Regions from separate parts of the Mus musculus genome. Here regions 1 and 2 are each linked to region 3. A link is a loop called in an ENCODE intact Hi-C map of the cell type or tissue named here. Cell type or tissue: heart. All regions are shown on one strand. Links, peaks and the distances in the headings refer to the core of each region. The heading gives the core; the rest is flanking DNA.

Region 1 (10,669 bases), core at 1,604-9,603, 200 kb after region 3:
AGGGAATGTCCAACATTTGGTAAATGCTATCTCAGAAAATAGTCACTAACTATTCTTAGTTACTCTCACTTTTGGGAAAGGGGGTAACATCTAAGTCTTAGGGTTCCTATTGCTGTGATGAAACACCATGATCAGAAACAACTTGAGGAAGGAACCCCACAGCTTATATAAGCCCATTACTGAGGGATGCTAGGCAGGAACTCAAGCAGTGCTGGTACCTGGAGGTCTAAGCTGATGCAAAGGCTATGAAGGTAATGCTGCTTACTGGCTTGCTCCTTGTGGCTTGCTCATCCTGCTTTCTTATAGAACCCAGGACCCCCATCTCAAGAGTGGTACTGTCCACAGTGAGCTGTGCCCTCCCACACAGATCATCAATCACGAAAATGGCTAACAGGCTCGCCTACAGACCAATCCAGTTGGGGGGTATTTTCTTAATTGAGGTTCTCTCTTCCAAAATGACTTTAATTGATATCAAGTTGACATAAAAGTAGTCAGTACACACTCCCAGAAATTGTAAAGACCTGCTTGATTGACCTCTGTAACGGAGGAGTTGGAACCAAACCACCATGTTTTCCTAGACTCAGCCTGGGTGAGTCAGATTCTCAGGAAAAGATCTACAGTTAGGGGTCAGCCTCAGGGCTGACAGAGTCTTTCCTAACCCATACTAAATAACAGGAAGTTAACAAGGTTGTAAGCAAACTAGTAGCTTACTATTAGCTGTGGAGCAGACAGTTCTGCTTTCATTATGACAGAAGAACATAGTAATTTATAAGAGAGCTAATTCAACCTCTAGGCAGTGGGCTAGAGAGTCTCTAAGTGTCCTCTTGGTGATGGTCAGCCAGCAGGGGACTGAGTGAACTCTAGAGTGAAGGGGATTGACGGAGTTTTCTCTGAGCTCATCTAGGTAGCCATCTTGGGTCTAGAAAACAAACAGTAATGAATGAAGGCTTGTGTGTGTGTGTGTGTGTGTGTGTGTGTGTGTGTGTGTGTGTAAATTCCAAAGATCGTGACTGAAGCCAAATCAAAGCTAGTGCCCACACCAATGACCAGCCCATATTGCATGAGTGTATTTCCAGGGTTTCACGCAGTAGACAGGAAGATACTTTTGTTGTGTTTATGTTCTGTCTTACTGACACATTACCTGGGTGATGTGGTTTTTTTTTGGGGGGGGGGTCAGTTAGTCACAGCAGCTCTGCACGTGTTAGATATTTTTGTAATGTGGTAAATAACATAAATCTTTTCCATTAGTTAACCTATCTTCACCATCAAATTGCTCAGCCCCTCAGATTCTTTGCTGAGTCTACACACACACACACACACACACACACACACACACACTTAAGAAATTTCCCCCATGAGAGGAGCGCATTTCTGCCGCCAATCAGTTCACTTCAGGCTCTTCTGATGACTGATCACCTGGATCGCCAAATTACAAAATCAGGCACCCTCCCCCACCAACTAAAGTACCTTAGTGCTCCTGCTTCTTGGGCTGCTCTGTAAGCTTGGTAGCCAGGGTTCTTTAATTTGTGAGGACTGGAATCCTGATCCTAGTTATCTTGTAGAAAGTGATGCTGACTCTCCTACCACACACCTGCCCAGTCTGAACCTTCGCTGTTGGGAATCCATGTTTTAGTGGCGGTGACTTTGAAGGGTGTCATGTGCACTGGGAGAATCTCTTGTTAAATGTGGGCAAAGGCAAGGACACCAGATACTGATTCAATAATACAACCACAGCCTCTTATACCTGTGCAGCAAGGTGGATGTCTAATATGGCTCTGCTCCAACTCTAACCCCTCCAGGGTACCAGCTACTGGAGCTTGTGCAAGAGTTTCCCTGCTGGTCTTACATCTTTACTTTGGTCCCTTGTGAGCATGAGATCCCCAGGGGAATTTCCATCATATTCTAGAATTCAAGTCTCCTAATCACCTCACTCTTCGCTTCCTGTCTAATTATCTTTGGAACACAGAGTGTCAGCATTTATTCTCAAAGGAAGCTAGTGTCCATGGGTAGTGGACACATAAGGTAAATTTCCTGCTTGGTAAGAATGCTCTATGTCTAGGTGCCTTCTAGTGAGGTGGGGTTTTGTTTTGGGTCAAGCTGGACTGGATCTCCATCAATCCCCCTGTTTCTGCCTCCTAAGTGCTGAGTTACAAACATACACCCCCATTCTCCTTGCTCCCTTCACTGGTAAATCCTGGGATGTGTCAGGACTGCCTGTCTGTCCATACACTTCGGGTAGGTTAAGGTTCTAAAAACTTCATTGCAGATGGAGAATATTAGCTTTTGAGGGCAAAAGGGTTCTCTTTGAGAGAATTTTCAGTGGGTCAGGATTGCTCCAAATCATTTGACTTTTTTTTTTTAAATCCATTGAAACATTCCAGATTGTTCCATTTGGATTAGAGTATTTAGAACCTAATTGAAGCAAAAGTGACCTTTCTTGGGTAGCTGCAGGCTAGAACAGTTTCCCTTATCTGTACTCTGCTCATTGTCCAGTCTCCTGAGGTTTCCCTGAGATCCAAATGTGTATTCTGAGGGGCATAGCAAAAGATGCCGATTCTTTTGCAGTAGTTATTATCTGATACAAACAGCACTTCCTTCATCTCACCAGCTAAAGTATGGTCTACTAGGAGGGCAAGAATGAACAGGAATCTCTGTGCATGGTTGTCACTCAGGACAATATTCCGCCCCATCTGAAGTCAGAGTTCACACTTGCTTGAAGCATCACATTTGGAACAATATGCCCACTCTTAGATATAGGGATATACCGGGAGCTTCAAGAAACCTAGTGAAGTCACATCCTTACACAATTTTTAAACAAAACAAGCCTTACCATTTTCTTCACAATTTATTTTCAGATGTCACCCCAGATATATTTGTGAATAGCACAGCAGTTGTACTGATCTGGTCTTTTAACACAATAAACCCAACTGTCACATTTGAGACAGTGAGTGTTAAAAAACAAAGGCATCACAAGAAGTATCCCTCCCTTCTTTTAAAGATTATTTATTTATGTATATAAATGCTCTATTTGCATATATGCCTGCATGGCAGAAATGGACATCAAATCCCATTTTAGATGGTTGCCAGCCATTATGTTGTTGCTGGGAATTGAACTCAGGACTTCTGGAAGAGCAGCTGGTGCTCTTATCTGCTAAGCCATCTCTCCAGCCTGCCCTTCCAGTTTTGATTACTTTCTCCTGCCCAAAATATCAGCATAATTAACCAGGTCACTTGTAAAAGAATTATACTGCCTTTTCTAGGTAACATGTCACAAATGAGATTGTTAAAAGTGGTTAGTGATCCATGCCTGAAAGACAATCCCTTAGTGACCTATGAATAAGTCACTAAAAGTTTTGGGCAATGTATTGTCTCTACAGCTTGTCCTTCTCCAGCTAAAATCAATTTAAAGCCTCATCGTCATGGATATAGTTCCAAATATATGGAAAAGTGGAATGGCAGAATGTGATTTCCCCAATATGGAAATTTAGTTGCAGATTAATTAAGAGCCCCAAATCGCTTATGTAGTTACTGCCCAGGCAATTAGGAATGCTCGCTCCTCCTCTCCTAACCCCCACGCTTGACTCTCATGAAGTGAGCCAGATCTTTCTGCTTAGTGGACAAGCTCACTAACTTTTATCCGCTGACTCATCCAGGATCTCCTCCTGTGGTGGAAGTCAAGGACCTGAGCAGAGGCCCCGGGAGGCTCCAAGGGACTCTTCGGGCTGCAGCGTTGGCAGTGGACACTGCTGAGTTGCATTTTCTGCTGCCAGCGACACACTGACCTTGGCAGCGTGTCTCCCCATCGTTGGCTGCTGCCTTTACATGAATGGCAGTACTCTGAGATTTTAGCTTATCAAAATAGCTTTACCCAGAAGCAGGAGTGTGAATTCAACTCCAAATCAGGCAACCGGGTCAGAGTCAGGAAGCCACCACATCCCACTTTACACTCATATCTCACCTTATAGCAAAAATGTTCTTTCTTGTCACAGCTCCCTAGCCCCAGCACGTTACCATGTTCATCTTTATGATAAATGAGCCTTTCTCATTTCCCTAAGAAAATCTTTCTTGTCAGAAACTATGGAAAAATATGCCAGAATTCTATTCTTTCTCCTTCTCCTTCTCCTTCTCCTTCTCCTTCTCCTTCTCCTTCTCCTTCTCCTTCTCCTTCTCCTTCTCCTTCTCCTTCTCCTTCTCCTTCTCCTTCTCCTTCTCCTTCTCCTCCTCCTCCTCCTCCTCCTCCTCCTCCTCCTCCTCCTTCTTCTTCTTTATACTGTACATTTTAAAGAAAGCGTATTAGATTCCTAAGTTTTCAGGAAATGTGCCCTAAGATTAATTTTTATTGCTAATGACAGTGGGGCCCATAGCCTGCGGAAGCTGCCACTGTGTGGCTTCAACTCTGTGCCTATAGCAGCCGAGGTCCTGGGGATTAAACATCTCTGACTTTTGTGATGTATCAGCAGCTGTGCACATGTAAAAATAAACATCCCTCTCCAAAATAGGAGATCAGCCAGGAAATGATTATCAGTGTGCTGCTGTATATCATCTGCACTGTCCAGAGGGGCAGAGCTGCACCCTTGCTAATCTACGATGAGTAAAGAAAGAAAAGGGCTGTATAAGGCCCTCCCCAGGGATGCAGCCAAACCCCCCGACAGGAAGGCACAGTGACAGCTGAAGGCAATGCTTTCTACCAGGCAAGTGCTCTATCACTGAACTACATTCTCGGCAAATCCATGTCCTTGAACCGGAGGCTGCGTTGTTGAAACTAGCTTTCTTGGGTCCTTATTCCTAAGACTGTCGTCACTCGTTAATGAGCTTTGTCCACAAATCTGAAACCGTTTTAACATAGATGGGTGCAGACGTGCTAATAAAATCCAGACGGCTACTCTACACAAACTAATTCTTTAAACTGTGCGAGTGATCAAAGAGGATCCATGCAAGTCAAGGACACAGATTTGCTGTGGATGTCGTTCAGTGGTAGAGCACTTGGCTGCTACTCACAAAGCTGTGAGTTCAATCCCCAGCATCACAGCTAGGTAAACACCTTCACTCCCACAAAGTTCACGGGGAAAATGGGTAGCCGGTAAGTTAAATTTCAATGAAAGCCAATAATTTTGTTCTTTCATGGTTTAACAAAGTGAAAGAAAGAAAGAAAGAAAGAAAGAAAGAAAGAAAGAAAGAAAGAAAGAAAGAAAGAAAGAAAGAAAGAAAGAAAGAAAGAGAAAGGAAGGAAGGAAGGAAGGAAGGAAGGAAGGGAGGGAGGGAGGGAGGGAGGGAGAGAGAGAGAGAGAGAGAGAGAGAGAGAGAGAGAGAGAGAGAGAGAGAGAGAAAGAAAGAAAGGAATTAAGTCATTTCCTATACATCTGACAAATTAAGAAGACTTTGTTCCTTAAGGTAGAAGCAAAGGATACTTCTTAAGATCTCAACTTGGCTCTTGATTGGCAGTGTTAGGAGTTGCAGGGGCTGACAGTGAGAAGCGAGCCAGGGAGGATGGAGAGATAGGTAGATGTTCTGAGGGAATGTTGTAGAAAAACTGGTTTGGACTTTTGCTATCCCACTAGAGGTTTTTAGCCTAGGTTTGCAAAGTTTGCATTCACTTAGGTATTAATTAAGCTGCTGCCAGATGCCATTCTCAAAGACAGATTAACTGGGTCAAAGATTGTTATGCTTTGTATTTAAAAAAAAAATGTAGCACTGCTAAAGGAGTTAAGCATACATAATTTCCAGAATTTTCCCTAAGCTCAAAGAACTTGAACTCAGCTAGATATTTTTAAAAAAATACACTTAGGTATAATAAATTATATTTCGTAGTATTTTGTTATTACTCCTCACTGACTATTCGAATGTTATTCTATATACTTAATATTTATCTATACCATAGATAGAATGAAACAACTGTAATAATTGTATAATAATTATAATAATAAAAATAATTATTATTTGAGTTAGGATATTGTTATATAACCCAAGCTGTCCTTGAACTTATGGAAGTCCTCCTGCCTCAGACTTCCAAGTACTAGGACTACAGATATGTGAGCCAACATACTCAGTTCAGAAATGAATTTTCCAAATTCAGTCTATGTGATTTTTTTAAATTAAGATTTGCAATTTAATCTTATTATTTAATTTGCTGTTGTTGCAAATTTTATCTTTTACTTTATGGGTCTAAGTAACAAATGGGTATCAATGGTAATTGACAATTTGATTAGATAAAAAAAGATCAAATATTGCTATCTATGTCACTACATTTTTTTTTCTTGAACTTTAAGGGCTAGACTCACAGTTGTGGAATCTTTAGAAGCAGCGTTGGATATCAAAACCACTTGATTACTGTCTGTTATTTTCAAATAACTTACTTTAGCTTTTTTTTTCCAGAGCTCCTGCATATGTCCTAGAGTCTCAGAGTTGCTTTTCTTCCTCAATGGGAGAATAATAGAGGAAAAATATCCCTTGGCTACATTTGTGTGTGTGTGTGTGTGTGTGTGTGTTGTGTGTGTGATAGTATCAATAACTTTTTTTTAGATATTTTCTTCATTTACATTTCAAATGCTATCCCCAAAGCCCCCTATACCCTCCCTGCCCCCCACCCCTCCTCCCCAACCCACCCACTCCTGCTTCCTGGCCCTGGCATTCCCCTATACTGGGGCATATGATCTTCGCAATACCAAGGGCCTCTCCTCCCATTGATGGCCAACTAGGCCATCCTCTGCTACATATGCAACTAGAGACACAGTTCTGGGGAGTACTGGTTAGTTCATATTGTTATTCCACCTATAGGGTTGTAGACCCCTTTAGCTCCTTGAGTACTTTCTCTAGCTCCTTCATTAGGGGCCCTGTGTTCCATACAATAGATGACTGTGAGCATCCACTTCTGTATTTGCCAGGCACTGGCATACCCTCACAAGACAGAGCTATATCAGGGTCCTATCAGCAAAATCTTTCTGGCATATGCAATAGTGTCTGGGTTTGGTGGTTGTATATGGTATGGATCCCAGGGTGGGGTCTCTGGATGGTCCTTCCTTCCATCTCAGCTCTGAACTTTGCCTCTGTAATTCTTCCCATGGGTATTTTGTTCCCCATTCTAAGAAGGAGCGAAGTATCCACACTTTGATCTTCCTTCTTCTTGAGTTTCATGAGTTTTGCAAATTGTATCTTGGATATTCTAAGTTTCTGAGCTAATATCTGCTTATCAGTGAGTGCATATCATGTGTGTTCTTTCGTGATTGGGTTACCTCACTCAGGATGATATCCTCCAGATTCATGCATTTGCCTAAGAATTTCATGAATTCATTGTTTTTAATAGCTGAGTAGTACTCCATTGTGTAAATGTACCACATTTTCTATATCCATTTCTCTGTTGAGGGACATCTGGCTTCTTTCCAGCTTCTTGCTATTATAAATAAGGCTGCTCTGAACATGGTGGAGCATGTGTCCTTATTACAAGTTGGAACATCTTCTGGGTATATGTCCAGGAGAGGAATTGCTGGATCTTTCAGTAGTACTATGTCCAATTTTCTGAGGAACCGCTTGGCTACCTTTAGATAGGTGATTTTATGCATCTAGTTGAATAGGTTGCCACTCACAATAGGTCAAATACCAGTGCAGAAGTTACATCATACAAGAGGGCATTTTAAAGTGTGGCTAGCATTTAAATCAGTGGATTTGGGGTACAGACTTTATCCAATCAGCTGAGGACCAGCATGTCAAAACTGACAATATCTGAAGGAGAAAGAATTCTCAGACTGCAACATGAAAACCCAGCCTGGGCAGCCTGTGGCCCCACCCTGGGAGTTTTGGATTCAAGGCTGGCAACTACAGTTTCTAACCTGAATTTTCAGCCCACCAAGCTGCCCTACAAATGTTAGACTTGCCAGATCCATCTACTTCCTGAGCCAGTTCCTTAAGAATCTCAGGCCTGCTTCTCTGGAGAACCATGACTAATACAAAGGTCCTAAGAAGAGCGTTGCCATTCTACCCTTAAGTTTATCCTGGTTTCTTTGACACCAGGTTTCTATGAATCCTATACTTGCATCTATTTGTAAAATGTTCTCTGAGGCATTATGGATTTCCCCAGCTCTAACAGGTGTTTATTGTTCATTGCTTCTTATTTTCTGAAGCCTATTATTCCTTTATCTTTTGTAGGAAAAAAAAAAGTAATGCTAGAATACAAATAGGGGGCCCCAAATAATGAACATTTACATAACAAAATCATAAGTGCAAAGTCTTATTGTTTGCAGTTGGCACTCTCAGAGGTACAGTAAGCCTTGAGAATTACCTATTTAGTAATGTTCATTTTCTCCTTTTAGGATACAGTTTACTGTGTCTGTGGAAGCATGAACCAAGAAGAAGGAGGAGTATTTAGGTGAGTTTAAGATTAAAAATCCCACAAAAATATATGACTGACAGCAGTGGTGAGGGTAAAATGCATGCTGGATGGGAATAGTGATAAGCTAGGAGTTTCTGTAGCTTTTCTTGTAACGGGCTGGTAGCACGGAGAGCAGTTGGTCGCCTTTCCTATGACCTTTCTAAGACTGCCATGAAGTTCTTTCCCACAGGAGTCTCATGTGAGTCCACATTTGTCAAGTGGCAAGTAGATGCCTCTTTGAGTCTCAGTGATGTAAACACACAGAAATGATTCAGTCCACGAGGAATGAAAAGTATCCGTTTGGCTCCTCGGTGCGTGGAACAGAAGTTTGCAAGAATCAGCAACTTTTGTTTTCGTGCCAACCACATGTAAAAGACCTTAGTTGAGTTTCTTGGAATGGGGGGAGGGCTGGAGAGATGGCTCAGTCGCTAAAGCATGAGGACCTTGTGTTGGGATCGCCAGGACCTATGCAAAATATAAGACACTATAGTCCTCACTCTGGGAAGGCAGAGTCCAGAGGGCTTGCAGATTGGTACGCTAAATAGGTGAACTCTGTGCTCAGCTAGAGACCTTGTGCCAAAAAACAGAGAAGAGAGCAATTGAAGAAGCTAACATTGCTCTCTCTGTCTTTGTGTTTTTGTGTCTGTCTGTCTGTATCTGTCTGTCTCTGTCTGTCTCTGACTCTGTGTATGTCTCTGTTTCTCTCTGTGTCTCTCTGTGTGTGCGTGTGTCTGTCTGTCTGTCTGTCTGCCTCTCTCTCTCTCTCTCTCTCTCTCTCTCTCTCTCTCTCACACACACACACACACACACACACCAGAAAAGCAAACAACCAGAAGAAAACAGACCCCCACATCCCCAGTGAAATTATGAAGGAACTAAAGTTTTGTTATTTCTGGCTTGTTGTTGCTATTTTTCAGTCTCACTGTGTAGCCCTGGCTGGATTAGAGCTCGCTATGTAGACCAGGCTGGTATTGAGATCACAGAAACCCACCTGTCTCTGTTTCCTGAGTGCTAGAAAGCAGTTGGATTCTGGATATAGTTTAAGTAGGCACATTCCCTGGGGACTTGGTGTGAAACAAGGAAATGAGCAGAATCAGTAATGAATCTGCTAATGGCTGCTTGTTCCCTGCGAGGATAGGATTGCCTCAGCTCAACAGGAGGAGCCAGGGAGGAGCAGGGTTGGCAGGAAAGACCAGAAATCCAGTTTGGAGCAGGCCCATCAGATAGTAAAGTGGAAATCTTGGCAGTTGAATATATGCATGTAGACAAGACAAGGCAGGATATAAAGAACACACTTTCAAGCCCTTTAGATAGCACTGCTGCTGATGGTCATTTGAGATGGAAGGTCATGAGCCTTGGGAAGACAAAAGAGTAATGAGAACAGTTAGGTGGAGAGGTGAGGGTAGAGACCGAAGTGAAGTAGCTTGCAAGAGGAAGCATGTGAGAGCTGCAGGCAGGGAGGAGGGATGGTGCCTTTCTGTAGAGACAGTGGAAACAGTTGCCAGAGGAGGAAGTGAGGCCAAGAGAGCTTTCCTTTGTTTTCCCTGTTAAGTGGGAAAGTGATAACATAGCTGTATATTTAGAATGGAAATGACTAATAGGAAAAAAAAACAGAGAAGGAATTGCTGAGGGAAGCTGGTTTTAGAATGTCTTGTAAAGCGGTTGTAACTTTGTGTCTACTGTGGCCCATTCCAGGGGCCATAAATGCACAAGGTTCTGGTTATGGAGGTGATGGTACTGGAAAGGGCCTTTGAGGTCCTTAAGGAAGCTCAGTCCCTGTGTCCCTGAAGGTAGGATGTGTGGATGATATTCAGACTCAGTGTCTCAGATTTGACTCAGGGAAACATTTTTTCCTTCTCCTGGGCCTCCACACAAAACCCAACCACACAGCTTTTATTTGTAACATGGGCAGAAAGAGATTTTTAGCATTTGTGGTCACTGGAAGAGGGGAAAAAATGGTAGAAAGTTAGGCCTGCTCACAAAATTACATAAGAAAATTTACTTAGCATGTTAAAAGGTTGTAGGTATACATAGTGCATGCATGCCATATGTATAGTGACACACGATTATGAGTCTAGCACTTGAGAAACTGAGGCAGGGGGCTTCGGATAAGGCCAACCTGGGCTACATAGAGATACATCATCCCAAAAGAAAAACAAGTGAAGGCTCATTATTCGGTGTATATGTGTGTCTGTGTCCTTGTGTGTGTTCATGTCATGTGTGTGTGTGTGTGTGTGTGCATGTGTGTGTGTGTATGTGTGTGTGTGTGTGTGTGTATCCACAAGCAGCACATGTGTGAAGGTCAGA
Region 2 (10,669 bases), core at 842-8,841, 180 kb after region 3:
ATGCACCTGAGTGTCAAAGACAGATAATACCTCAGAGTAAAGAGCTGGAAAACAATTTTCTAAGCAAACGGTCCCAAGAAACAAGCTGGAGTAGCTATTCTGATATTGACATTCAAAGTTATCAAAAAGGATAAGGAAGGACACTTCATACTCATCAAAGGAAAAATCTACCAAGAAGAATTCTCAATTTTTCACATCTATGCTCCAAGTGCAAGGGTACCCACACTGATAAAAGAAACTTTACTAAAGTTGAAAACACACATTGAACCCCACACAATAATAGTGGGAATTTTCAACACACCCACTCTCCTCAATGAACAGATCATGGAAACACAAACTAAACAGAGGAAACTCAAATGATTGAGAAGCACCTAAAGAAATGTTCAATATCCTTAGTCATCAGGGAAATGCAAATCAAAACAACCCTGAGATTCCACCTCACACCAATCAGAATGGCTAAGATCACAAACTCAGGTGCCAGCAGATGTTGGCAAGGATATAGAGAAAGAGGAACACTCCTCCATTGCTGATGGGATTGCAAGCTGATACCACCCCTCTGGAAATCAGTCTGGCAGTTCCTCACTAAATTGGACATAGTACTACTGGAGGACCCAGCTATACCACTACTGGGCATATACCTAGAAGATGCTCCAGCATGTAATAAGGATACATGTTCCACTATGTTCATAGCAGCCTTATTTATAATATCTAGAAGCTGGAAACAACCCAGGTGTCCCTCAACAGAGGAATGGATACAGAAAATGTGGTGTTCTTTGTATCTTGATGGGTCTTGTTAAGACCCTGAATACAGTAATTATGGGACCTTTGTTTATGCTTTGTTCCTTAACTACTCAGTTTATGCTTTGTTTGTTTCTTGACTACTTTGTTTATAACTTAGGACTGGCCATATTGTTTGTATGTATCTAGAATGATATAAAAGCAGACTGGAAAAGGATAAACCCTCTTCAGCCTCAGAACTGGCTGTTATAATGTTGTCTAATTGTCTTTTTCTTTTCAATCCTCACTCTCTCCCTGGAGACCCCACTGGCTGGCATTACTGTTTACAACTTTTCTGGACTCAGCTAACCTTTCCTGACTTTAATTCCCTGAACAGCTTTCACTGATTTATCTATACTCCTGTCTGAGTCTGATGGCTTTTTTACTCTTGTCTTTTAGCCAAGTTTATGGTGAGAAAGAACAGAAATATGTAAAAAGAGAAATTTAGCCAAGAAAGATATTTGAGCCCAGTTAAAGTTGTGAGCAAAGTTCTCACGACAAAGGAGCCACAGTAGTTAAAGGAATAAGCAGGGTTAAGGAGAAGCCTTACTCTCTGCATTGAGACACTAGGAAAGGCCTGCTGAGGGCAAAGGCCTACCCAACCAAAGGCTTTAGGGTATGAAAATGGAGATTCACGTGAAAAAGAATGCTTAAACAAAGAGTATTCATGCAAGGGTTTCCTAATTCAAAACAGCTTCTGAGGAAAGTTTGTCCCTAGATTTGGCTACCAACTACACAGGTCACTATAGTTGTGGTGAGAGAGGCCAGGGTAGATCTGTGCTAGCTGCAAAACTTGATGTTACTGTTCATGTGGTACTGGGTTTTTAGGCATGCGAGATACAAGAGTTGGTACAGCCTTTATGGAGGCCTTTACCAAGGTTCAAGGGCTACCCACACCCACTGGACTCCAGATGAGGTCACCAGAGTCCTGGATGGTGGACAATGCAGGGTTTGGAGTTTCCCACACTAGGTTTCAGTCTCTGGTCGGCGGTTATCTGTTATTTCTCTACTCTTTCCTTTGGGAATGGGAATGTTTATTCTGTGCCATTTTATGTTGGAATTACGTAATTTCGTTCCCGACTTTACAGGTACTCAACGTAAAGAGATTGCTTCGCATCTCAGAAAAGACTTTGGGCTTCTAGACAGTGTTGGAGCTTTAAGACCTTAAAGACTTTGGAATTGGATTTGAATGCATTTTCACCATGAGATGGCAATGAGCCTGTTGGGGCCCAGGGTTAGGATCCTATGGTTTGAGTGTGAAATGTCTCCTGTGGGCTTATTTTAAATAAACACTTGTTTCTAGCTGGTAGTGATATTTCAGAAGGTTGTGGAACCTTCTGGACATGGGGTCTAGATGGCCCAGGAGAGGATCAGATCTGGCTCCAGTTTCAGCCTGAGCTCGCTGGCCAATCACTAAGTTATGAGCAAGTTGCCTTCTCTCCCGCTGCAGTGGACAGGGCTGTCCTCACTGCTGTGATCACTGCTGTACTTTTCTCATCCTGAGACTGGTTAAAACAAGTGGCCCTTCCCCTAAGTCACTTCTGTCTGGTATTTTGTCCTACCACTAAAAATATATTCTTTTTTTTCCTTTCATAAATTTTTATTATTTAAATGTATTTTATATACCAAACATTAATAATATTATTTTGAGAATCAAATAATGCATAAACATTTGTTCAACTTTTATATTCATATCTTTTCATATCCTAAAAATATCATTAATGAATATTGAATACTATCCATAACTGAGGATCCTATACCTAATGTTGAATATTAAATTGTTTCAAAACATACAAAATATTCTTTGGGAATTAAGCATAGTAAAAAATGAATGGCCCTTCCCTTAAGTTGCTTCTGTCTGGTATTTTGTCCTACCACTAAAAAAAAAATATTCTTGATGAAGCAAAATGAAACTAAATTTAATGTATAAACTCCTAGAACAAAAACAAATGGAAGTGGAAATATCCTAATATTCAAATAAGTTTTGTGCTCTAGATAATAGCATTATACTGCGGTTGACCTCTTGTTCTTGATGGTGATACTTATATAAGATGCTAGCATTAGACAAAGCTATGAGGAAATGATAAGTTGTTTCTGTAACATTTCCTTAAGCCTGAAATTAGTTAAAAATAAATTGGCTTTGGATTGTTTGAAACAAGGTTTCCTGTGTAGCTCATGCTGGCCTGAAGCACAAGATCTTCCTTTATATGTATGCACCACCATATCTCGCTTCAAAGATCAATCTTAGAGCCACAAGAACTAAAACAATTAACATTATGTGTACCATTATCGGTGCATAGAAAGTACAGCACTACCTAGAAGGAATTTGTGTGTGTGTGTGTGTGTGTGTGTGTGTGTGTGTGTGTGTGCATGGATGTACAATTATGCATGCCTAGATATGTGCAGAGGCAAAAGGAGCTCAGGTGTCCCGCTCAATCTCTCTGCCTCATTTCCTCTAGAAAGGACCTCTCACTGAACCTAGTGTTCCCATTTTCCCCTGGATTCTGGCTGGCTAGTGAAGAAACTAGATTGTTTATGCTCATAATCACACCCATCTTTTACATGGGTCCTAGGGATCTGAACTTAGGTCCTCATGTTTGAACACCAAACACTATCCACTGAGACATCTCCCTACCCAGGGAGATCTTGAGAATCATAATCAGAAGGGTCTGGAGAGTTGGTTTAATGTTTAAGAACACTTGTTACCTTTCCAGAGGACTCAGGTATGATTCCCAGCACCCACATGTTACATGAAGGAGGGCTGAGGGGAGACAATCTTCTCTGTACCTCCAGTCCTAGGGGATCGTAAGCACAGACATGCTGTGGTGCACAGACATATATGCAGGCAAAATATTCATACACATAAAATACTTTTTAAAAAAATTATTTTTACCTCTAGTGCAAATATTGCATGTATAAGATAAAACAGATGAATAAAGTAACATCTCTAATACCAGAAGAGGGTCTTGGTGTTGGACTCTCACTCTATCAATAAATCAATTCAAACAGAAGTAAAATGGGGGGGGGGGTGATACTGCACTAGACTGAGAGATGCACAAAACTTCCAAGACTTAAAAGAATCTCAAGAGATGTAACTAAGTTAAATGAGTAACTTTTTGTTATTAATTTTGACTCTACAGGATAATTACAGTTTTTTCTTAGGTAATAGAAGAAATTAGCATTTTGGATATTGAATGACATTAAGGAATTAAGGACAAGATATGGCATTGTGATTATGCAAAAAAACCTATTTGCATAGTTCTCTTTTTCTTGTTTTGAGATGAGGTCTCATTGTGAAAGTTGACGTTGATCTAGTGGTCCTTCGGCATTGGCTTCCCAAGTGCTTGGAGTACAGCTGAGTGCCATCACACTCTGCTTATTCACATATTTCTTTTGAGATGCACATTGAATTATTTAGAGGTGACATATGTGACATGATCTCTGAGTTTGATTTAAAATTCTCTAGCCATATGACATGAAAGAGTAGACAGGATAAAACTAATGCACAGAGAGAAACTGGGAGCTGGGCACCTGGACTCCCCCCTTTTGCATTTGCCTGGAAAGTTTTATAATAAAAAAAATCTTAAATGGTTTGAAAAAGAATTATACTATGGTAAAATGAAGAAAACCATTAGGGGTAACAGAATACAGGAACAGCAGAGGAATAGGGCAGCTACTGTCCCTTGGGCTGAGAAAGGATTTCGAAAGAAGTAACCAATTTGGAAGTGCATCCATCTCTCTTACTGATAGCTAGGTTTTCTAGCAGAATAGAGGACTGGCCTACACCATTGACTGATGAAGTTTGTCCCCTTGCTCTGCCTGCAGGGCTATCAAGTGGGAAATTGAAGGCTGGAGTTCTGGGAAGCAGCTCATTGGGTTCTGAAAGAACTAACAGGAGAGGCTCAGTGGGGTGCCGCTGAGACTTCTTGGTAGGCAGCACCCCCTAGTGTGCCAGTACTGAAGGGAGGAGAGGGAGGGAGGGACAGAAGCCTTCAAGCTTACTTGTTAAGAGTTTATCTCTTCAGTGAAGCGTCTCCTAGACAGACTCTTCCTTTTCTTCCCATAAACTTCCCAGGATGTAACACCTCAATATCATGGTCAGTTATTCATCTACTCCTTCCTTGCTTAAAGTGCATTTTAAATAACAGAACTAGACGTTGCAGGTATCCTAGTTAGATGTGATTGAATGAACATCTTTTTGTTTCTGCTGCCTGTCCCACACCCTCTAAAATGACAATTATGTCAAACTGTACAAACACACAAGGACAAAGACACTGGGCAAAATGAAAACAGCGACCACCTTCTGAAAGCCATGGAGCAGATGCAAGAGTGGAATCTGACTTAGTGGAGTGGTGTGGGGCATTGGGCTCTGCACAGACAGGCTGGCCTCCAGTTGAGCTGAGGTCTGAACCCCGGAAATAGTGATAATTCACCTATGTGACACAGTAGGCGTTCCCTTATGCTCCTGGAACTCTGGCCCCTGCCTAAGTTGCCTCCCCCCAACCCCCAAACACACAAGAGAAGTATGGCTAGAAGTCACGTAGGCAATGGCTCAAGCTTCTGACCTTCAGGCTAAACTCCTCCCCAGTTACCTAGCAACAGTGAAGACCATAAAAAGGGCTGCTCAGCCCCACCTTGCTCTCTTACTTGTCTCTCACCCCTTTGTTTTCTTACCTCTCACTTCTCTCACTCCTCTCTCCTCTTTCCTCTCTCTTTGTCTTCTCCTCTCCTCTCCTCTCCTCTCCTCTCCTCTCCTCTCCTCTCCTCTCCTCTCCTCTCCTCTCCTCTCCTCTCCTCTCCTCTGCTCCCCCCTCTCTCTTCCTCTCTAGCCCCCTCCCTTCTCTTTTTTCCCCTGAATTTCTATAATAAAGCTCTAAAACCATAGAGAGTCTCTTCTCATCAAGATCCACTGTGCGCACACTCGCAGATGTTGGGAACCTCTTCCCTCATACCTCTCTCCTATAACTTTGGGACTTTAGCAAGGTAGCTCTGGGAATCCCAGGTAGGGCTGTCCCTTAGCCACCCCCCGAAGAATGGGCTAGAGGATGCCCACCCAGGAATGAGCAGAAGATGTATGGCAGTCCTCCCATGCCTGACTGACCAGAGAATAGGTGGAACTCTGGAGGGGCGTGGGTCTTTCTCCCTTCCCCCACTTCCCCAGGGCCCCCTTTTTAGTTCCCAACAGAATGGTAACCAGTAAACCATCAGTGAGGGAAGCGCAAGTGATGGGGCACTAGAAACCTCTGAATGGATAAAAGTGTCTGAGATAAAAATACAAGTCACAGTGGTGGGCAGGGTTGCTGTATTCACAGTGAAAATTCTGTGAAAGTCAATATGAAACATAGATGTCTTCTCTCCTTTCTCCAATTTGTTGTGGTAAATATTTAATATTAATTGAGAGTTTCTACCCATTAGTTCCCAGATAAAAGACACAAAACCTTTTTTACTTATGATAAGCCTTTAAAGCACTAGAGCTAGAACTAGAGGGCAGATATCTACCCTCTTAGCTATTAGCATCTACTCTCCTCTCAATAACCCCAAGTTATTTAATTTGCCATGTTCCAATTATTAACTTCAATTGGGTAGCCCTCATGGCCATGTTTTCATGACTCACCTACTCCATCTTCTCTCCACTCTCTTGCGGTCTCCTGCATTGGACTCCAAGCCCAGGAACCAAACCCTGCCCGTCTTCTGTCCAGTTATAGACTGTAGGCATCTTTATTCACCAATAAGTGATAACTTGGGGGAAGGGCAAGGTTACATAGCATCACTTGGTCTGCATGAGAATCTCCTCATCCTCAAGGCAGCCAGGACCAGTGTTTAGCCATGGCCAGCCTCTCTTTTTCTACCTTTTCTCCTTCCCCCTGCCTTTCTACAATAAAGCTCTAAAACCATAGACTGTCTCTGCTCATCAAGGCCCGTCATGCTTGAACGATGGGATAGGCTTTCCCCTAAGGAGCCCCATCTAACCTCCCGCTGGAAGGCCTTCCTGTGCTCCAGCCAGGAACTGGACCAAGGACTCTTGCCAGTGTGAGAACCATCCAGTGCTGCCCTCTCCCCCTGTTCTCTCCTCCTTTCTGCCCAGGAGCTGACCGAGCCGCCCCCAGGTACTCAATTTGTTCTTGGCTATTCCGTGATATCCAGCATGGGATGCTGGAGGCTGAGAACCTGGTACCTAGGGCTGCCCCCTTGTCCACCCCCAAGGGCTGGGTCCATAGTTTCCCACATGGCAGCACACGGGTTATCTCCCACTTCCTCTTTCCCCCACACCCACTGCCCCGCAGGCAGCCAGACTCACCTCTTCAGACATTCCCCACTGGAAAACTCATTAGCCTGAACTGGAGAAGCCTCCAAGTTTAAGGAACTCTTCAGACTTAGGCGGCCTCAGCCTCCCTCCTATCCTGTACCATCCCTGTTGTGGGTCTCAGAGTTTTTCCACAGTTTTATTTTATTGTGTTAAGATCACTCAAGGTGAAATGTCCACACAAAGTTCAAAACCTTTTATGGTGAGACAGTTTCATATGTGAACATGATGAATTTTAGTTATTACCACCAGCTATCCTTTCTTTCATCCGTCTGTCTGTTTGTCTGTCTGTCCGTCTGCCTCTCTTTTTCACTGGACCCTTTCTTCTTAGAAAGTCTCCATCTTGATTTTGTGTCTTTCTGTGTGTGACCCAGTAAGTTCGGTTAGTTTATTATTGCCTGAGTATGGGCAGGAGGTTACCTAATAGAACTTAACAAGCAACTTAACAGTGGTGACACCACAGAATGTTGACACCCCTCCCCCCAGAACTGTGAACCACTAATCAGAATATAGGGGATGGGAGGGGCTTCATGGCTCCTCCCCCATCCTTGATGAAATGTTGAGGGCTCTGATCTTTCGCAGATAACCACAGCCGCAATGAGTCAGGCATGTAATGGCTCTGGCATGCTTTTTCATTTAGGGCTAAGAACTCCATCGTCATTTACTGTAGACACTTGGGCCAGCTATTTCTGCATTAACTGCCATCCGCAGTAAAAAAAATCACTGATGAAGACTGGGTGAGACACTAATATATATGTATACACGTGAGTATTTTTGACACCATAACTGAGCTTTTTGACAGCATAACTGAGCACTGAGCAAAACAATGGTCGTAGGTTCCTCTTAGGGTCTATGGGCTCCATTAGCCACGGTATCTTCACCAATTTATCTAATCAGACACGAGTTCTTATCTGCGGAGCAGGTCTCAAACCGAATCAGAAAGTGATTGGTTACTACCATAACAGCCATGCCACATCTTGCCTGAAGGTTGCTCACTATTGTTGTCTACATGATTCACAGGGGGATAAGACCGTTGATCTCTTTTATATACCAGGAGCCAATACATTTTTATTGTGCTGTGTTATACAGCAGACTGTAAGAGCTTTTTTGTCTTCCTTAGCTGATATGGTATGATAGTCTTTGCTCTTAAACATATGATTTAAAGATCACCTCAGACACTCAAAGAATACCTCCAGAGAAAAGAAATGCATACAATTGGCAAGAAAACATCATTTAAAGACCTTAAGATCTACTGTTGATAGTAAAAGAAGATATAGCAGGCTCCCCTCCCTAGAAAGGAAGCTTTGAGGGGGGAAAAATACCATTTAAAAGGATGCTGTAAAAATGCAAAGATACCATAGCAGAAATTAAAAATACATAAAATGAAAATTAAAAAGAAAGCAGGTTCTGGGCATAGGCCAATGGCAGAGTGCGTGCTCTGTGTTCAATCTTCTGGGTTCAGTCTATAGCCACCCCTTAAACAAACCAAAGAAATGAACAAGACCAACCAACTAACTGCAACATCCTCCCCACACCTTCAAAAGCAGAAGGAAGAGAGGCAAGGAGACCTCTCCACTTTGAAGCTGCTGTCCCCACAGGTTACAGTTTAGAGTTGCAATGCTTTCTTTTCCCATTTCACCACTAAGATACCAGAACAGAGAAATTTCCCAACAGGCAGTGGAAACAATTCTTTATTCTGGAATTAAGTATTTCAACCTAAAACAACTCCATTAGATTGAACACCAACCTGTTCAGTTAGTCAGGTTGTTCACTTACCGACAAGATGGAGCCGCTGGTCTCCAGACCCTTGCTCTCTGTAACCACGTCCTTAAACCATCACCCCTCCCCAATCCTGATTAAGATCTCTCTTAAACTAGATTTCAAAATACCTCATCTTCCCCCTGCCTCTGAGAGACTACCAAGACAAGAGACTACCAAGACAGGGAAGTTTAGAAAATGTAGCTTTGTTATTCAGTAGGCTATTTTGGTAATGTTTGTTTGTTTGTTTGTTTGTTTTCGAGATAGAGTTTCTCTGTATAGCCCTGACTGTGCTGGAACTCACTTTGTAGACCAGGCTGGCCTTGAACTCAGAAATCCACCTGCCTCTGCCTCCCAAGTTCTGAAATTAAAGGTGTGTGTCACCACTGCTCGACTTATTTTGGTAATTTTTTTTATTATGTATTTTCCTCAATTACATTTCCAATGCTATCCCAAAAGTACCCCATACCCCCCCCACTTCCCTACCCACCCATTCCAATTTTTTTTTTTTGGCCCTGTCGTTCCCTTGTAATGGGGCATAAAAAGTTTGTGTGTCCAATAGGCCTCTCTTTCCAGTGATGGCCGACTAGGCCTTCTTTTGATACATATGCAGCTAGAGTCAAGAGCTCTGGGGTACTGGTTAATTCATAATGTTGTTCCACCTATGGGGTTGCAGATCCCTTTAGCTCCTTGGGTACTTTCTCTAGCTCCTCCATTGGGAGCCCTGTGATCCATCCAATAGCTGACTGTGAGCATCCACTTCTGTGTTTGCTAGGCCACGGCATAGTCTCACAAGACACAGCTATATCTGATTCCTTTCAGCAAAATCTTGCTAGTGTATGCAATGGTGTCAGCATTTGGAAGCTGATTATGGGGTGGATCCCTGGATATGGCAGTCTCTAGATGGTCCATCCTTTCGTCACAGCTCCAAACTTTGTCTCTGTAACTCCTTCCATGGGTGTTTTGTTCCCAATTCTAAGAAGAGGCAGTGTCCACACTTTGGTCTTCATTCTTCTTGACTTTCATGCGTTTAACAAATTGTATCTTATATCTTGGGCATCCTAAGTTTCTGGGCTAATATCCACTTATCAGTGGGTACATATTGTGTGAGTTCCTTTGTGAATGTGTTACCTCACTCAGGATGATGCCCTCCAGGTCCATCCATTTGCCTAAGAATTTCATAAATTCATTCTTTTTAATAGCTGAGTAGTACTCCATTGTGTAAATGTACCACATTTTCTGTATCCATTCCTCTTTCGAGGGACATCTGGGTTCTTTCCAGCTTCTGGCTATTATAAATAAGGCTGCTATGAACATACTGGAGCATGTGTCCTTCTTACCGGTTGGGACATCTTCTGGATATATGCCCAGGAGAGGTATTGCTGGATCCTCCGGTAGTACTATGTCAATTTTCTAAGGAACCGCCAGACTGATTTCCAGAGTGGTTGTACAAGCTTGAAATCCCACCAACAGTGGAGGAGTGTTCCTCTTTCTCCACATCCTCGCCAGCATCTGCTGTCACCTGAATTTTTGATCTTAGCCATTCTGACTGGTGTGAGGTGGAATCTCAGGGTTGTTTTCATTTGCATTTCCCTGATGATTAAGGATGTTGAACATTTTTTCAGGAGCTTCTCTGACATTCTGTATTCCTCAGGTGAGAATTCTTTGTTCAGTTCTGAGCCCCATTTTTAATGGGGTTATTTGATTTTCTGGAGTCCACCTTCTTGAGTTCTTTATATATATATATGATATTAGTCCCCTATCTGATTTAAGATAGGTAAAGATCTTTTCCCAATCTGTTGGTGGCCTTTTTGTCTTATTGACAGTGTC
Region 3 (10,669 bases), core at 1,856-9,855:
AACCGAGGTTGCTGCGGCCACAACGCAGAGTACTAACCACTATACGATCACGGCGAGCTACCAGGGACCTGTAATATTGCTCTTCTGAATATGCTCTTCAATACTCATAGGCCTTCCCACTTCCTGCGTCACTAAATGACCCGTGTGCTGGGCGGGACTCCAACCTAGCAGAGCCTGCGATGCGCAGGCGCATTGAATTCTCGCCGCTAACTAGGCTTCACTTTGGTTCGGTAATCTGGGGCTTGCGAGAGATGTTGGAGGTGGCCGGAGACCTCCTGAGCATCCGGGGACCCGAGGTGACTGTCTTGGGGAAGCCGGTCTCCGGGGCCTGGACCCTTACCAGTGGACTCTGCAGAGTTCTCCTGCCTGCAGGGCCGTTCCCCAGTGGGTCTCCTGGCTGCAGATCCACCCCGCACCCTATATCAGCGACCGATGAGGACCTTTGCTGAGAGTGCGGCGGATGCCCTCGGTACTGAGTTAGCAGTTTGGACAGAACTCTATTGAATGCCGGTCAGCTTCGGCTTTCCGCCCCCATGACTTCTCTCTTCCTTGCAGCCTCTCCCACTTATCCCACATTTAGGATGGCTAAATCCTCTCTCCTTGATGCTCCCGCTCGGCTTTGCGCCCACTTCTGACCCCATTGGGCGGCAACTGGGACTCGGTCCGGTTTTCTTCTTGTCCATCAGCGCTCCCACCCACACGGCGCCTAGCCTGTGACGGCTTCCACAGAGAGGCAGTGATATTTGCTAAACCAAGAAGGTGCCAGTGGTTTCTCACAAGTGAGTTCAAAGTGGCCACTTTTTACTCTCCTCTGCAGAGCCACCAGAGATCTCGCAAAACACCAGCTAAATCCTTTCACTATTTCACGTCCCAGACTGCAGGACATCCGCCTGCTTTTCCCTCACGCGGCTTTCAGTGTCGTTTCCCGCCCCCAGCGACTGGCGCCCATTCACTCAACAGGTTCTTGAGGTTCTAGCTGTCAGCCGAGCCAGGCCCTAGAGCGCTGTGGGAGCGGGCAGGTCCTAAAAATGACCCAGGGAGAACACTTAGGAGAGGAATCACGACAGACAGAGCCTTTTAATGACTGTGTTCAACCCTTTGTACATTAAATTGCTGTTTGACAGATTCCCATTCTCCTTGTAAAAGCTATCTCAAATGTCACACCCTCTGCGGAGCTGCTGCTGCTTCTTCTTCTTCTTCTTCTTCTTCTTCTTCTTCTTCTTCTTCTTCTTCTTCTTCTTCTTCTTCTTCTTCTTCTTCTTCTTCTTCTTTTCTTCTTCTTCTTCTTCTTCTTCTTCTTCTTCTTCTTCTTCTTCTTCTTCTTCTTCTTCTTCTTCTTCTTCTTCCTTCTTCTTCTTCTTCTTCTTCTTCTTCTTCTTCTTCTTCTTCTTCTTCTTCTTCTTCTTCTTCTTCTTCTTCTTTCTTCTTCTTCTTCTTCTTCTTCTTCTTCTTCTTCTTCTTCTTCTTCTTCTTCTTCTTCTTCTTCTTCTTCTTCTTCTTCTTTTTTTAAATCACTTCGGCGTCTACGTTACTGCTTTGATGGAAATTTGTAAAAAGTATGTATAGGAGACTAAGAAAAACCAACGTATTTTTACAATATATATTGAAAACAGTTAGATATATACATTGCATTTTTCTGGCTGACGCAATTCTCTGTACTTCGGGTGCAAACACCATCCCTCTAACATACTGGAAGCTTTTGTGCGCCTGCAGTTTAATTTAGCCCGCGCTGGTATAAAACCCTAATTCTCAACAGGCAGTTTGAGATTAATTTTCTAGAATGTTAGCTAAGTATTAAAATCGAACAGAAGAATAAAATACAGCTCCCTTGCCGTGCCATTGTTGCCACAATGCCGTGACTCGGATTCGAACCGAGGTTGCTGCGGCCACAACGCAGAGTACTAACCACTATACGATCACGGCGAGCTACCGGGAACTTAAGGTCAGGACTCCTTCCTTGGTCTCTTCTGTGTTGGATGCCCCGCCCCTTTTGACGTCATCGGGTTGCTGGCATTTGTTTCTGCCTATCAACGGCGGGACTTATGAGTGTGCGCAGGCGCTTTGGTTTCCCTGGCTAGATCTGTGCGCTAGCGTAAAGAAGCCCTCCGCTTCGCAGCAGTGGTAACAGCGGCCGACTGGGCCTCTTTTTTTCCTTGTTTTTTTTATTTAATTTTTAATTTTAATTTTGAGTCTGTGTCTGATTCGGGACAGGCTGGCCTCTAACGTCCCGAGTTTTAGGTTCCTAGGCGCCACCACGCTGGGCTTGCCAAGCATTTTCATGGCTGTCTTTTTGTGGTGCGTTTCCAAGCCAAATAGAAACTCAAGAAGACTGTGGTCAATCGTTGTGGTTCGCTGGGGCCCCCCCAGTACATCAGCATAGGGATGGCAGGGGATGGATCGTCCCTGTCTCAAGAGTCGCACTGGTTACACAGCACAGTGTGGCGTTCCGGTAGCTCGCCGTGATCGTATAGTGGTTAGTACTCTGCGTTGTGGCCGCAGCAACCTCGGTTCGAATCCGAGTCACGGCATTGTGGCAACAATGGTACGGCAAGGGCGCCTTTTTAGTGAAGGCGTTGTAATGCCCGGGCTAATTCTCCTATGTCCCTGTTGCTCATGATGAAGGCATTATAATGCGTGGTTAATTCTCAAAAACACTATACTATGTCACGAGCGACTGACTTTACAGCTTGTTGGTTTAGTCACCTTACTTTTGTTAATATCTCTGCGTGGTACTTTCTATTTTCCTAATTCAACGGTTAATCACATTTTAGTCTTTTAAAAACCTTACAAGACTTAAGAGTTCATCACGGAGGGCATAGGAATTATAGGAACAATGCGAAAATTAGGGGTTAGAATTAAAATTAGGGTTAGGTAGGAAAACAAACCGAACCTTTTTTGGTTCAGATCATATGACAAATGAAAGATACTACCACACTGAAGGGACTAGTTTTTTGTGGTCACTGTGGCGTGCTAAGATAGCCTCGTGGGTGCTGGTGTTTTTCTCCTCTTCCCAGTCTACCTCACATTAAAGCAAATTATCACGTTGTTTTGTGTGCTCTTAAAAAAAACCCTCAAGCTCCACAAATTCGGGTCTATTATTCGGCATTAGGCCAAATGGAAGTGAATTTTCCACCTAGCTCTTGAATGCTTACTTGATGGTGGCTGTGTGGTTGTCAAGAAAGGACCCAGAGAAGAATGAAGTTCTCCAGCTCCTCCTAGGGGCTCTGGGATGGCAAAGCAAGTCAGGAAACATTCCTGGGAAAGATAGGTGTTGTAATGTCTTTCACCCATAATCCATCAGAACAGCTTACTGAACAGTGTAGAAAATCAAGACTTCATTGCAGCCCCACCCCCTAAGTCCCTAAACAAACAAAAGACAACAAAAACCACCCTCGCAGGCTGTAATTTCCCTGGGTCTCCTGGCATTTTAGGAGATTTGGTGAGTTTAAAGCCACATAACAGGACAGCTTGCGCCTTACAAGTGTTGCTGAACAAAATATAGTAGGTGAATGTGAAAACCCATTGGGCTTTGTGTGAACAGTCATGTATCTAGGCAGTATCACCAAACCCAGCAGACTAGTCACCAGGACTGTGGCAGCTGTTCCTGGGCTGGCCTTGCTAGCCCTGTTCCCATGAGCTGCACCCACACCAGGGCTTGGGAGAGATGCAAGCATTCCCTCCTGAGGGAGACATAAACCAGGTCGACCTCCCTCTCTAAGGTCCCAGTAACAAAGAAAGTACAGTTCTGTCAGAGGTCCCTCAGGAACTAGAAGGTTGTTGGGTTTATTTATAGAGTCTGAGTGAGGGGTTACTGACAGGTGACCATAAAGTGGCCACATTAGAAAGTCTTCACCCAGCAAGATGACTTCTTCCTGAAGTCACATAGAGGGAGTCCCCTTCAGTCAACCTCCCCCAGCATGTAAACTGTCTCTGGAGACCCGAGGTCACATGAAATTAGAGCAGAATGGCATGCAGGTGCCCAGGAAGAGTGACTGGGGTCTTAGGGAGAGTCCTGTGACCAACAGCAACCATCCACTGGCTCAGTCATGATGGCTGCTTCCAACCAGGCACAACTGACCTGGTCAAGACAGTTGCTCTTTTGCTTGGATGACGAAGGAGGAAGGAACAGTCACTCTGATATTATTTAGGGTGCAGCAAGCGGTCCATTTTATGTGTTAATTAAGTCAAAGGCAGGAAAAGTTTGAAAGTGAAGCAAAGCCAAGGTTTATTCAAAGTGGACAATTTCATAGAGTTAAAAAAGAAAAGGAAAGGAAAGGAAAGGAAAGGAAAGGAAAGGAAAGGAAAGGAAAGGAAAGGAAAGGAAAGGAAAGGAAAGGAAAGGAAAGGAAAGTTCCTCCGGGCAGGCAACTTGTCAATCTAGCAGCCCAGAGGAGGAGAATGTCGAGAGAAAGAGTGAAAGGGAAAAGCCATTTAAGTAAAGCCAGAAAGGAAGGGTGCATCAGAGAAAGAGTAAGGAAGCCCAGTTACTATAGTGGAAAAGCACATATAGGCTCTGGAAGCAGAGAAATAGCCAAGAAAGAACCAAAAGGAAATATTTACAGCTTTTAAAACCAGGACTCATTAAGGTGGGCAGACCCAGCAGGATCTCATAGCAGCTTGTAGGAACTGTACCAGGAACAGACATTCCGGGAAGCCAAAGTATAGCATTTTGTTAAAGAGATAATTGTTCCATTTGTCTCTTTAGCATGGTTTAAGGTGAGCCTTCCTAGGGGTGGTCCCTTGGCAAGATGATTGACAAACTGTCTTAGCTTCTGGGTAGCTGGAGTTGTTAGATCTCCATTCACGTGAGAGCTTTCATCCTGTTGACAGAACTAGGCTGTTCTGTTGCTGTGTCAACTCTCTACGAACACAGTAAAACAGTCAAGAAAACACAGCTCAGAAACACCTGGTATCTGAGATACCCCACTGGTCACCCATATCTACGGCCAAGAATGCAGAGGAAGCTAAGGAAATGTAGCATGACCCAGATGCTGCAGGGTCTGGCAGTGGGGTTGGGTGGGGTGGAGTGCAGGAGGATGCTCAGGTTGACAGCTGCCCTTCTGGACAGGAATATTGTCACTCTGGAGATGGGACAACCTAGCCTCTACTAAGGAACTCTGCTTGTTTTCCTTGCTCTGATTTCTGGGCGTCAGATCAGGCTGATCTAGTGACTTGCCTGCCCATTAGACTTGCCTTCAGGGAAGAGGGACCATTGCTGTTGACAAGCCCCTGAGTTCTTGGCTTGGCTTGTACACCTTACTGTGTTGTTTTCTGTTCAGACTCCTGGGCAAGATTGGTGGGATTCATTTCTTCTGCTTATCTGGGCTGATGAGGCTTCTGGGCTGGCAATGGTGAGAGCCAGAGCCCCCGAGAGCCTGGCCTGGGATGACGTCACCATGACCCAGTTGGCACACTCAGCGGCCAATCGACACCCTCCTTCCCTGCTCTCACCTTAAAACTGTTTTGTTTTGTTCGCTTTTGTTTGTGTTTTATGCTATAAATGTTGTCACTAGACACCACCTTTTCTAGGTTGGAGTGCCCGTAAAGAAGCAGGCGGTGTTAAGAGTTCCTTCAGCGGACATCCCAGCTCCAGCAGTCTCCATTTTGGTTAGATTTCTCCAGGTTTCCCATCAGCTCTTAACTTTTTTTTTTCCAGCAGCGACCTTTAACTCCACTAGGAGGCGCTCTATCCCAAGCGGTTGACTTGGGAAGCAGAAACTAGGGGAGTCAATTAATTTGGGAGACACATCTGACCTAGTTGAGGCATCCCTCTGGCTTCTCCAGAAGTTCCACACTCAAGTTCTTCCTCTCCACTCCCTTTTCTTCTTCCCCTCCGTCCATCATTCATCAAACAAGACTCATTTTGCTCTTAAAATACTGAGTATGGAGGACTACAAAGCTGCGGACGAAGCATTTGGTCCAGAGTGGTTGATTTTCCAGCTGCATTTGTCACCTGACATAAGCTCAGGTCAAGGGCACACACGCCCGCGTCAGCTGGTCTCTTGTTTCTAGATCTTTCCACACTCATAAGAGGGCTCGAGGAGTTCCTGTGGGACTTGACTCCTGTCCCAAGACCTGAAACTTTTTCCTGAGTCCGGAAGATAGATAGCAGGGAGTGGTTTCCAGACATTATTCTAGAAGTGACCAATTGGAAGAAGCTTTCTGTCATAGAGTAAGTAAAAGGTCAATGTGGTAAAACGACATTAAGATTTCATGTCTCTCCAGTCAGAATGGCGGCTCTCAGGATCATTAATGACAACCATTGCTGGTGTGTGTGACACGAGGGGAGCTCCTACACACTGTTGTGGGGTTTGTAGATAGTGCAGCCACTTTGTAAAGCAGACACCTGGAAGTGTCTCAGAGGACGACAACCTGGACTGCCACATGACCCAGCGACACCACTCCTGGGCGCACACCCAGTGGGTTTCACATCCTACCACAGATGTGTGCAAATCCATGCTTGGTGCAATAGCCAGGAAATGGAATCAACTGAGATGTCGGTCCACAGATGGATGGTTGAGAAAACGGTGCCTCTGATACATACATATCCCACTGATACTAGTGGGAGCACTAGTCAGCTCTGAAGAAAAACAAAATAATGAAATTTGCAGCAACTGCAAGAACCTGTACAGAGTAAGGGAACTCAGGTCCCAAAGGACAAAGTCACATGCTCTCTCGTATTTGTGGATCCTAGCGTCAAGTCTTTTGTGTGTTTAACCTGGAGCACAGTGGAAGCCAGGAAGGGGCATTTGGGGGGCACATTAGGGGAGGGTGGTAAATTATAGGTAAATGAAAGGAGAGAGGCAGAAAGTAGATGGTACAAAGGGTCAGGGAGCTGGGGCCTGGGCAGCTAAGCGCTGTGGAAGTCTGCTACCTCACAGTCGAAACATAGAGGGCTAGCGGAAAATGTGTGGGAGGAAATGAGGGCTGAGGGTTAAGTGGGGATGGTGCAGGCTCTCATGAGAGGAGGGGAGAGTGAGTGGGTTAACCAGCGCTAAGGGTGTGTACAAAGCCTAATGGAAAGCCACTAAGTTAGTACTCTAATTTCAAAATAGGACTTCAAAAACAATTTTAACAGAATTATCCTGCATGGGTGGACAATGACAATCTCAGACTACATGGGTTATTACATGAAAATTGCAAAGTATGGGAGTTACTGGTCAGAGATGCCCTAGAGGTCTCCAACCCCAACTTCTGCATTGGCCTTGCTTAGCTGCCATGGTGAGACTATACACTAAGACCCTGTTGCTGAAGTGTGTGGTCCCTTTGGCTACAGAACATAGAAAACAACCAATCTCACACTGTGGTAGTTTGTATATGCTTGGCATATACAAGGGAATGGCACTACTAGAAGGTGTGGCCTTGTTGGAGGAAATACGTCAACTGTCAATGTGGCAGTGGACTTTGAGACCTTCCTCCCAGTCACTTGGGAACCAGTCATCTGTTTCTCTTTGGAAGAAGATGTAGAACTCTCAGCTCCTCTAGCACCTTGCCTGCCTGGATGCTGCCATGCTTCCCACCATGATGATAATGGACTGAACTTCAGAATCAGTAAGCCAGCCCCAATTAAATGTTGTCCTTATAAGAGTTGCCTTGGCCATGGTGTCTCTTCAGAGCAATGGAAACCCTAACTAAGATACAAATCTACCTGGAGACTTCCTCTCTGCTGGCCATCTTACAGAGGGCCAGAGGGTACTATGCAGACTACAGAGGAGAAAGATATCAGTGGTCTTTCTTACCTGGTGCTTGGCCTTCCATACACAGGCCTGCCAGGCAAGAGGTGCCACGAGGTGCACAAATGTTACAGAGTGATAACCAGTGTCTGATTGGGTTGAGGCCTGCTCCACAGGAGGCACTCTGATGCCTTATAATGTAATCTTGGTCAAAAGCTCGTGCCTGGGAGGCCGCAGGCTCTAGGATAGAACCGGCTGTTGTTATTTTCCTGAATAGTCTTGCCAAATTGTCTCCTAAGTATTGATGTAGATGTTGTCACTCTTAACCTTAGCCAGAGAAGATTCTTTCTTCAGGAGGGAGCAGCCAGTGCAGAGCTTCTTAGTCAAAGTGTTGAGAACAAAAGGCCCGATGTGCAGCCTTAGACAGGATAGCATTATAACCCTGCTGAGGCTCAGGGGACATCTTGGAAGAGGAGATGGGGAGGATGGAGGAACTGCAGAGTGGGAGGGGTGCTGTGAAGTGCTGCCCCCAGGACAGGATGTAGCTGGCTTCCACTCTCATGAACTCAGAAGCCACAGTTACCTGCACAAAATCAAACAGCACACCTTACCACGGACAGGGCTATTGACAGGTAGCTGAGTGTCGGATCTCCTACCCTGCTGAGGAATTAATCAGATGGGCGAAGATCCTGCTGGGAGTTGTGAATTAATTTCTTTGGATGCTCAAGCTCTGAATTAAGTCATGACAGGAACAGTCACGTTGTCAATGTCTCAGGCCACCCCAGCCTTGTGGCCCTGCTGCCACTGCCCCTTAAGTGTTGGGATGACAGATCAGAAAGTTACCAAAGTGCAGCAGAGCGAGTGCCTCAGTGGGAGACAGTTCTGAGGGCTGTGGATGGAGATGGCAGTGGTCTTGTGCTGGGGCTTGCAGATGCTGGCCCTGCTGTCTCACACTCTTCCTTCTGTGAGTGCACACCCATGTTATCTCTCTGGAGATACAATTCTCATAGAAGGGCTCCTGTTGGAATACACTAGACTAGTCCCATTTTAACTTCTTTAGAGCCTTCCACATAGGCTCTGGCCTGAAGTATGAGTTTTAGGAGTTTGATATTCAAATTTTAGAGGAACATGATACAGTCCATAATGGGAAGTAATTGTAGGCTAAGTTCTCCAGTGTCGGCAGGCCTCCGTGGTGGACATGGAGTTTTTAAGCTCCTTTGATTTGTAGAATCTATTTCTTCTAGGACTGGCAAAGCAACACCATGGTTAGGAGAAAATGCCCCCTAGGCCCTGGCATTGGAACCCTTGATTCCCAGTCAGTCGTGCTGTTTGGAGAGGTTTAGGCGCTGCAGCCTACCTAGCTAGAAAGAGGAGCACAACTGGGGACTTTGAGAGTAAAGCCTACCTACCTTCGTGCTGATGCTGAGAGTGCCAGCCATCTCTGCTTTTCCCACCATGCCTGCTTCCTACTGCCATGCCCTCCTGTCACGATGCACTCCTGTCCATCTTGAACAACAGGCTCAGATAAACTCTTCTATAAGTTGTCTTGGCCATGGTGTTTTATCACAGCAGCAGAAAAGAAACTAATGCACCATTTAGACTAAGGAAAAGATACTTAACAGGGGACCTGGCAAGTTGACTCAGTGGGTGAAAATGCCTGCCACCCAAGCCTGGTGACCCGAGTTACATACCTGGAACCCACGTAAGGTGGAAAGAGAACAGACCAACTACACAAAGTTGCCCTCTGACCTCCAGATACGTGCTATGGCATGTGCCCCACTTCATTCACCATGCACACACATGATGATGATGATGGTGAGTAGTGACAATAGCAGCAATAATAAAATAAACTTAATAGAAAGAATAAATAATAAGGGCTCTTCTGGTACCTTTGAGCCCATGGAGGCCAGCTGTGGACAGAACTTGTTTAAGTCACAAGTGTCTAGAGAGTTGTGGGGCAATGGCATTTTTGTTGGTTATGAGCAGGCCTCCTCCAGAACTAAAAAGACTACTGCTTAAACTGAAAGTGTTTCTACCTGAGATGAAACCAAGCTTTGCACAGGCAAGTGATGTGCTCATGTGTACAAAGCAAAAAGCAACATAGCGTCCCCTAGCGGCAAACCAAACAGAAGCAGAGTAATTTGGGGTAAAAGAGGCGACTGGGGCCAATGGAAAGAGTGTCAAGCCTTGTGGCAAATTCCAAACATTCTTGCTCATGCCATTGGACACAGTGTCTCTATGATGCTGTACCCCTCATGTACTTATGTTTTTCTTTCTTATTTCTGGTATTTATTTATTTTTATTTAAAGGGGAGCATGAATACAGTTCCCCATATCACAGATCATGTGGCAGTGGAGAAACCATAGGTGTCAGTGCATCTCAGGAGCAAGGCATGGGCCTCACCTTGAGAAAACCACCTCGATTCGATTATGGTCTTTCTTTTGCCAGGTAAGTGTGCTCTTCTCTTTTAGATTTATCTATCTATCTATCTATCTATCTATCTATCTATCTATCTATCTATCTATCTATCTATCTATCCATCCATCCATCCTTCTATCTATCTATCTATCTATCTATCTATCTATCTATCTATCTATCTATCTATCTATCTATCTATCTATCTGTCAGAAGGCAGGACCTTCATCTCATCAGGACCACAGCCATACAGGGTAGCCTGAAACTCACCTGGCTGGTGTCAAACTTGCAGAAGCCCATGGTGCCTTGACGTCCCAAGTTGCCAGGGCTCGAGACATGCACAACCCTGTCTGGACTGCTCTAGTCTTTTAAAATCTTGGTTAAGTATGTCTATTTACTTGAGCCCCTGAATATAATTTTAAAACAATTAATTAACTTGTTTATTTCTTCATGGTGCTGGGTGTCTGAAGCAGGGTCCCAGGCATGTTAACCAAGTGCTCTACCACTGAGCTGAACTTGCAGGCCAGCCTAGAACCTAGAGCAAGAGGCAGGTGTCTCACTCTGCTCACGCTAGGGCAGCA

The links. Hi-C counts contacts between places; a loop is a spot of excess contacts. Peaks named below come from ENCODE experiments on the same cell type or tissue, not always from the same donor. Only the 100,000 strongest peaks of a DNase experiment are listed, where the experiment ranks them.
Region 1: it touches region 3 in a loop (2.3-fold over the local background); 4 of 42 quality-filtered maps call a loop at or near these places.
Region 2: a loop joins it to region 3, with 9 times the contacts of the local background. A loop is called at or near these places in 24 of 42 quality-filtered maps.

The regions. Positions count from the first base shown.
Region 1 is chr2:122,571,959-122,582,627 of GRCm38, forward strand. It overlaps Gm34325 (a long non-coding RNA gene), which reads left to right. Exons shown (of 3, transcript XR_003953895.1): 2 at 8,304-8,359. Among named protein-coding and RNA genes, the nearest start is that of Gm34325, 7.6 kb to the left of the region's middle. In heart, for the core only: no CTCF peak of the experiment used is centred there; a DNase peak (open chromatin) is centred at 9,543; H3K27ac peaks cover 1,389 bases.
Region 2 is chr2:122,553,808-122,564,476 of GRCm38, forward strand. No RefSeq gene overlaps it. Among named protein-coding and RNA genes, the nearest start is that of Gm34325, 11 kb to the right of the region's middle. In heart, for the core only: a CTCF peak has its summit at 4,735 (motif pointing left); a DNase peak (open chromatin) is centred at 4,704.
Region 3 is chr2:122,375,512-122,386,180 of GRCm38, forward strand. It overlaps Gm39918 (predicted gene, 39918), which reads left to right. Exons shown (of 3, transcript NR_166177.2): 2 at 9,983-10,121. It overlaps n-THgtg3 (a tRNA gene), which reads right to left and starts at 1,923; the gene lies at 1,852-1,923. It overlaps n-THgtg5 (a tRNA gene), which reads left to right and starts at 2,457; the gene lies at 2,457-2,528. n-THgtg4 (a tRNA gene) reads right to left here and starts at 54; the gene lies at 1-54. It also overlaps the pseudogene Gm24409. In heart, for the core only: CTCF peaks have their summits at 3,221 and 5,678 (motif pointing right); DNase peaks (open chromatin) are centred at 2,000, 5,400, 6,020, 6,380 and 2 weaker places; H3K4me3 peaks cover 2,184 bases; H3K27ac peaks cover 1,638 bases.